Regions from separate parts of the Homo sapiens genome. Here region 1 is linked to region 2. Evidence: chromatin contacts called from ENCODE Hi-C or POLR2A ChIA-PET data. All regions are on one chromosome and are shown on one strand. Each heading gives the region's core, a stretch centred on a gene start or an enhancer-like site at or near the end of the contact. The rest is flanking DNA. Distances are from core to core; before and after follow the strand shown.

Region 1 (4,005 bases), core at 1,055-3,554, 150 kb after region 2:
TATCTTTCCCAACATTCACAATGTCTGATATGCATGTTTGATGTCACCCCAATAAAACCGGGTGTCCATGCTCTTGCCTTAGCACAGTGACTGTGGAAAAGAAATACAAATCTGACCTCATGTTTGAACTAGTCTAGTTCTTTACTTAAGATCCCCGGAGGCCGGGCACAGTGGCTCATGCCTGTAATCCCAGCACTTTGGGAGGCCGAGGCGGGTGGATCGCGAGGTCAGGAGATCGAGACCATCCTGGCTAACACAGTGAAACCCCGTCTCTACTAAAAAATACAAAAAATTAGCTGGGCATGGTGGCGGGCGCCTGTAGTCCCGGCTACTCGGGAGGCTGAGGCAGGAGAATGGCGTGAGCCCAGGAGGTGGAGCTTGCAGTGAGCCGAGATTGCGCCACTGCCCTCCAGCCTGGGCGACAGAGTGAGACTCCATCTCAAAAAAAAAAAAAAAAAAAAAGATCCACGGAGAGTGCTAAGGACAGAGGCGCACAACACACATATATGTGTCTCAGGATTTGCAGCTGTAAGCAACGGCAATCACTGTTTTCTGTTAGACAATACTGGTGCTCATAGAATCTCTGGATAACTCACAGCTAGGAGGCTCTGCAGACGAGACCAACCCCCAGAATCATGTGGCAGATTGGTCTGGTTAGAATATGACCACAGACATAGGCACTGGTGGCTGCAGCTTGCAACACCACGACACCCACTCTGGGTCCTGGTTGCTGGCTGCGTGGACCGCTCCAACTGCCACCCAGGAGACTGGAGGTATTGCCACCACTGCCACCTCATGGACTGAGTGGGTTTTACAGAGTGCCTCATGTGACTAATTTCTTTTTCTTTCTTTTTTTGAGACAGGGTCTCGGCTCACTGTAGCCTCAACCTCCCAGGCTCAGGCAATCCTCCCACCTCAGCCTCCCAAGTAGCTGGGACCACAGGCACGCACCACCACGCCCAGCTAATTTTTGTATTTTACTGTGGAGACGGTTTCTCACCATGTTGCCCAGGCTCATGTGACTAATTTCTGATTCAGACACAGGGTGAGTACATTTGATTGGTGGAGTCACGAGTCCCAACCCTCCCTGCAAGGAAAACTGAGGACATGAGTCTCTGGCATTTTCAGCTTCTGCTGTGAAGGGAATTCTGCCTTCTGAAGACGGGGTTCCTTTAACAGACAGAGGATCAGACGCTGGGTGGCTCGAAAGAATGAAAATTGCCTTCTACAATACCACCCTACAAAGCTTCCTAAAAAAACTGTTTTTTCTCTGACCCCCAAGTGTCTTCCTCTCTCTTTCTCTTAGGTCCCCTCTCTCCTTGACTCTCCATCCTACCGTCTGCTTTTTCTACTGCCTTGTGGAGTTCCCTGATTCCTTAGAGGGTGGTGGGGAAACTGAACACTTCGGCTTTATATGTGTGCTCATATACATATGAGCAGGCCTAAAATATGTGTGCAGTTTTTACACAAGGGATGTCGTAGTCTGCCCAATGTTTGGCACCTTACTTTGAACAGCACAGATAAGGGATCACTCCATTTTCATACAGAGTGCTGCCTTATTATGTTAGATGGCTGAACAGTGAATGAACCATGATTTCTTCTTTTTTTTTTTTTTTTCCTGGAAGCATGCTAGATGGCTCACCATGATTTATTTAGTACATCTTCCCCTGATGGCCATTAGGTTGTTGGGAGCCTTTAGTAACTGAAACAGTACTGCACCCTGGTGCATGTGTATTACTCGTCTGTGTTAAGTAGGGATGTTGCTTAGCCCAGCTGGAGGAGAATTCTAGTTTTTAACACTCCTGGGTGTGAAGTCACAGTGGGCTGGATGGGCCTCCCAGCGCCTGCTTCCAGAGAAGTCTCTATATGCCTCGTGGGTGGATGTAGAACCTGGGAGTGAGGCTTGGCAGGAAATCTGCAGTGAGAAATGTCACAACCCAAACAGTAACTCATACACAGAGCTTCGCATGTCTCATTCCACAAGGATCAGCAGCTGGACCATTACCTGGAGCTATAGACTTGATGAAAGCCCCAGAAATGGCTAAGGCAGAGGAAGTGCCTGGGAGTTGTTTGGCAATTTGACACAATATCTTTTAGATATTTTTAAAGCCACTGAGCAAATCAAATCCTCAAGTTTAGGGATGGATTCAAAGGCCAGTCCTTTCACTATCGGACTGGAATGATTTTTAGTCATCTTACCTCTCAGCATTTACTCCTTTTCCCAGATGCAGCAGCCCCACCTCCTTCCAGGGAGTCACCTGTCCAGGTCAGGTGCCTCCTCAGGGGAAGCATCCCTCACCCGCCAGATTGCCAGGGCGTGTGACTCTATCTGGGCCAACCACATCCTCTCTCCTGGACTTTGACTGCTGCGAGGAGTGAGGCTAGAACCAGAGAAACCTAGCTGATGCTGACTCATGCTGGAGGTTCCTGCGGAGTGAGCATCAGAGCTCATGAGCTCATCTCCCTAGAAACCAGCATGCCTGAACTTGACCTCTGGCTTCTGCAGCCAGGCGGCAACTGTAACAACAGCAACTCCCTCCCTACTCCTCAGGGCCCATATCTGCCCAGCTTCTCCTGCCTTGGTCCAGTGTGGTCTGTACTCCTCCTGTGCTGTCCTCCCAGCCCCTCCACCATTCTGGCTTCCTGTTAGGTAGAGACCCCCTTGACCCATCCCATACCTCCCTCACTTCCATGCCCACCTGGGAGCTGCAACCAGAGCCAGCTAAAGCTCTGCATCCCCCAACCCAAGTACACCTTCATTGTCCCTCCAAAGCCCTGTCTCACCTCAATGAGATGCCTCACTGAGATGCTGGAACCATTTCATCCTCAGTAATTGGGGTCAGTTTCTCCCCAGTCCTGTGACTTCTGCCTCTTGTCACCCTGAGGGCAGGCAGGAGAGCCCTGGTGTGGCAAAGCTGGTTGGGGAGCAAATGGGCACAGGAGAGAAGAGGGAAGGTGTGGGAGGATGAGTCACTGGCAGAGTGGGCAGGGGCGCTAAGGAAGGGAATGAGTGCATGGACCTGGGCTTGATGGTTCAGCTACTGAACACCAAGATGCTGCAATTTGAGAGTTCCAGAAAGTTCTCCCTACTTAGCACTAGCTATTTTACCAGCCTGGGTTAATATAGGATCTTTAGATCCCTTGAGAAGATGAAAATATTTAAATTGTGACCCCATTAAAATCCAGGCACTATCATTTGGATTTGTTCATAACTCAGACCCAGCAAAGACCAAGCAGTAAGAGGATGAGACACCGGCCTGCTGGCTCCAGAAGAAGAAAAACAAATCAGAAAATCTGAATTTGAGGCCCGGTTTCCAATTTACTACTGAGCCACCTTAAGCAAGGTGTTTGATTTTTCTAAACACCAATTCTCTCATCCACATCAGGTCTCTCCTGCTGTCTGGAGAATGGGTCAAAGTGGGCGAGGGAAGGAATGACCCGGAAGTGAGGCTGGAGGGGCAGGAAAGGAGTGGAGTGCCAGCATTCCTGCTCCGCCCTGCGCTTCCCAGGCACCCCTTACACACACCTCCCTGTCCCCAAAGCCCCCAGCCATGTCTTCATGGAAACGAGGCAGGAAAGCGGAGCAGGCGCAGAGGTGCCCGTTGCTGTACATCTGTAGTTGCTGCATAGAGTGAGAGCAAACCTGGCGCTAAAATTGGTAGCAGGTAAATAGATAAATGAGATGGTCCCAGGAGAGAACTGCTCATGCTCTGAAAGACTCATGTCACCAAAAAGGGCAGACAGAGTGTCCTATTTTTTTTTTTTTTTTTGAGATGGAATCTCCCTCTGTCACCCAGGGTGGGGGGCAATGGTGCGATCTCGGCTCACTGCAAGCTCCGTCTCCTGGGTTCAAGCAGTTCTCCTGCCTCAGCCTCCTGAGTAGCTGGGATTACAGGCAGGTGCCACCACACCGAGCTAATTTTTGTATTTTTAGTAGAGTCAGGGTTTCGCTATGTTCGTCAGGCTGGTCTCGAACTCCTGATCTCAAGTGATCCGCCACCTTGG
Region 2 (3,636 bases), core at 82-2,581:
ATAAATTTTTTTTTAAATCCTCATGACCTTGGATTACACAATGATGTCTTAGATATGATATAAAAAGACAGGCAACAAAAGAAAAAAACTACACTTCAAAATTAAAACGTTTTGCTTCAAAGGACACCAGCAAGAAAGTAAAAACCCACAGAATGGGAGAAAAATATTTGCAAATCATGGATCTGACAAGGACTAGTATAGGCTATATAAAGAACTACAACTACTCAGTTGGCCGGGCGCGCGCGGTGGCTCATGCCTGTAATCCCAGCATTTAGGGAGGCAAGGCGAGAGGATCACTAGAGGCCGGAAGTTCAAGACCAGCCTGTGCAACAGACTCCCGGCTCGAATTTTTTATAAAAAGTGATATAGGAATGAAAAGTACCAGCTGAACTAGGAAAGGGGAAGTTGACAGTAAGGAGGGACTATCAGGGGCAGGAGGATACTGGGTAGTGGTGGTTTAATTCATTGTTTTAATTGTGGTGATGGCTGCATGGTTGTATACATAGGTCAAAACTTAACGCGTACACTTTAAATGTGTGGTTTATTGTATGCCAGTTATAACGCAATATAGCTGTTAAACACAAACACAATAAAGTTGAAAAACCAGCAGGCATTCCCTGATTAATCAGTATTCTGGGGAGGTAAGGGGCTCACAGGAACGCAAAAGAAATTCAGGCTGTAAATCCAGTTGGACGCCCCGCTGCCCCATCCCCTCCATCCGGGACCGCCCGACTCCTCTCCCACCTCCTTCCCCAGGCCTCCCCCAGGCCTCCAGTCCGGAAGATGCGACGAGGTTAGCGGGGCCCGACCACTCCTTGGCTTCCCAGGGGTGAGCCTCGCGAGTTAGGAGTTGGGTAGAGAGTCAGCCCGGGGCCCGGCATCCGCTTTTTCGTTGAAGCAACGACTTTGGCCGGATGACTCCCCAGGGTCGGCATCAGCGTGGGACTGGGAACAGGTGAAGGGAAACAGAAGAGAGCCTGAGAAGACCGCTCTCCTCCGATCCTAATTGACTGAGCCAATGAGAGCCAAAGAGGTCACATGCTCAACTGGGCGGGGAGCGGGTTTCCACCTGCGGCATCTTTCGCGAGCGGGGAGATGAGTGGGGCGGAATATGGGAGAAAGGGAGGGCCCGCCACGCTCTGGCTGGACACGGCCTTAATCGGCCCGTTCACTCGACGTTTTTGGTTCTACGTTGACCCCGAGAAACCGAAACCGCAGGGCCTAGGGCGGGTGGAACGAGAGGGAACTACATTTCCCAGCAGGCTGCGGAAACGGGACTGCGGCCACTACTTCCGGCGTGTACCGAGAGACTGGCGTCCGGCGTGTACCGAGAGACTGGCGTCCGGTGTGCAGGTGGCCACATGGATCCTGGCAGCCGGTGGCGGAACCTGCCCAGCGGGCCTAGCCTAAAGCACTTGACTGACCCCTCTTATGGAATCCCGCGGGAACAGCAAAAGGCAGCGTTGCAGGAGCTGACGCGGGCGCACGTGGAGTCCTTCAACTACGCTGTGCACGAGGGTCTCGGCCTCGCGGTGCAGGTGAGCGCGGCGTCCGCCGGCGCCCTTGCCGCGGCGAGGCCAATCCCAGGGAGGTGGCTGGGAGGTCACAGTATGACCCCAGATGCATGTGCTCCTTGATCCTGACAGGCTTGGTGGGTAAGCGGGAGAGCACAACATGTTAAACAGGACGCGGTACTGGCCTTCGTGAGACTTGGAGTCGAGGCGTCTTAAGAGATGTATTCGTGATTCTGGAGTGAAAAGTGATTGTGAACCGTAGTTTGGACAGTTTCGGGGTGCTGTGAGAGTGAGGAAGTGGCTTATCTGGGGATGTGCTTCACAATGCACACGGCTTTATATCACTTGAAGACTTACCTCTCCAAAACGTACCTCGAAAGATCCCGAACGTATTTGTAGGTACAGTGTAATGTTCAAGGTTATCCTTCAGTTTCCTTCTCTTAGAGCTTTAAAGAGAGAAACTACTCGTCATTTGTTATGAATTAAGCAGGTGCCGAGGAAGGTATAAATGAGTCATGAAAGCAAGATTGAATCGAAAAGTGTAATTGCATTATTAGCGTAGAGTAATGGTAGCAGAATTCAAGTGAGTATGGTGGGGGAAAGCTTCGTTTAGTAAGCATCCCCAGTGTCTCCAGGCACTAGGCTCAGAGGATGTGGAGGAGGCAGTCCCGTGTACGAGACAGTTCATGCATTTAAGTGCTCCCTGTCGTGTTTGGGGGTTGAAGGGGTGAAGATAATGAAAGCAGTGCATGCCAATGTTCTTGAGAACTGCTCTGCCAAGGGATTGTGTGGGCTACTGCGGGAGCCTATGGGCGGCGCAACTAATCCAGGAGTTTGAGAAAGGGCAGGATTAGATGAGTTCAAGAAGTGAGAAACGTGCATTTCGTCCAGGGGAAGAGTAGAGCAGAGTCACATGCTTCGGGGACCCTACCTGTGGTTTTGTTGGGTAAGATTTGTGTTGTGGGAGATAGGGATACAGATAATGTGGAGAGCTTTGATTGCCAGTCTGATTCTTGAACTCTATTCGGCAAATAATATGGGAGCCATTAAGATTTATTGTTTAGAAAGACTAGAGGGGTGGGGGTTATTTGTATTGTGCCTGGATTGTTACAGTATCATGTCTGTGAGAAAAAATTCCTAATTAAAAGTTAATCGGGCTGGGTGCAGTGGCTCACACCTGTAATCCAGGACTTTGGGAGGCCAAGGCAGAAGGATGACTTGAGCCCAGGATTTCAAGACCAGCTTGGATAACATAGTGAAACCCCATCTCCACAAAAATTTAAAAATTAGTGGGGCATGGTGGTGCGCACCCAAGTAGCTGGTCCCAGCTACTCGGGAGGCTGAGGTGGGAGGATAAGTTGAACCCAGGAATTTGAGGCTGCAATGAGCTATGATTGTGCCGCTGCACTCCATCCTCGGTAACAGAGTGAGACCTGTCTTTAAAAAAAAAAAATCCAATTGAGAAATTTTAGAAAAGCACTAATTTAAAAATAAGCCAGTCGGCTGGGTGTGGTGGCTCTTGACTGTAATCCCTGCACTTTGGGAGGTCAAGGCGGGTGGATCACTTGAGGTCAGGAGTTCCAGACCAGCCTGGCCAACCTGGTGAAACCCCATCTCTACTAAAAAATACAAAAATTAGCCGGGCATGGTGGCACATGTCTGTAATCCCAGCTACTCAGGAGGCTGAGGCACGAGAATCGCTTGAACCTGGGAGGCGGAGGTTGCAGTGAGCCAAGATTGCACCACTGCATTCCAGCCTGGGTGACAGAGTGAGACTCTCCCAAAAAAATAAATACATAAATAAATAAACCAATTATATGTTAACATTTTTAAGAAAAATATTTTCCAAAGCAAAAAAGAAGTTAGATGAATTGCATTATTAAAAATCTTTTTAATGTCTGGCTTAATGAAAAGACAGCTGGATTCTCATGTCTGCTTGTGCATTCAGTCCCTTGTGATAATTGTTTTGGTTGAAGTAGATGAAGAAAATTTGGCCCTGCATAGAAAATGATGCCACAACTTAGCTAGGACTATAATAATATAGTATTTGAAAAAGTTCTGTAAAACACAGTAACATAAATAACTAATACTTATAAAGCCAAGGGAAAAAATAGTTATCATA

The links. Hi-C counts contacts between places; a loop is a spot of excess contacts on that map. ChIA-PET counts read pairs that join two places held with the same protein, here RNA polymerase II (POLR2A). Pooled maps may share reads with other maps.
Region 1: a loop to region 2 is called in a pooled map, with 7 times the contacts of the local background. The contact joins the enhancer-like site here to the promoter of POLR1B in region 2. A Hi-C loop is called at or near these places in 8 of 50 pooled maps. POLR2A ChIA-PET finds 5 or more read pairs at or near these places in 3 of 52 experiments (PC-9, activated B cell and activated CD4-positive, alpha-beta T cell).

Annotation. Positions count from the first base shown.
Region 1 is chr2:112,690,272-112,694,276 of GRCh38, forward strand. No RefSeq gene overlaps it. Among named protein-coding and RNA genes, the nearest start is that of NT5DC4, 29 kb to the right of the region's middle. RefSeq lists a silencer at 843-1,029 and enhancers at 1,762-2,961, 2,380-2,619. Within about 2 kb of position 2,305, at least 16 of the 41 ENCODE cell types and tissues checked have a DNase peak (open chromatin) inside an H3K27ac peak, as active enhancers do; they include PC-9, where a contact is called at or near this core.
Region 2 is chr2:112,541,134-112,544,769 of GRCh38, forward strand. POLR1B (RNA polymerase I subunit B) reads left to right here and starts at 1,332. Exons shown (of 15, transcript NM_019014.6): 1 at 1,332-1,538. The coding sequence starts at 1,362. It overlaps TTL (tubulin tyrosine ligase), which reads left to right. Exons shown (of 7, transcript NM_153712.5): 7 at 1-606. It overlaps LOC105373562 (a long non-coding RNA gene), which reads right to left and starts at 1,079. Exons shown (of 2, transcript NR_136321.1): 1 at 1,070-1,079; 2 at 523-945. RefSeq lists an enhancer at 1,215-1,364.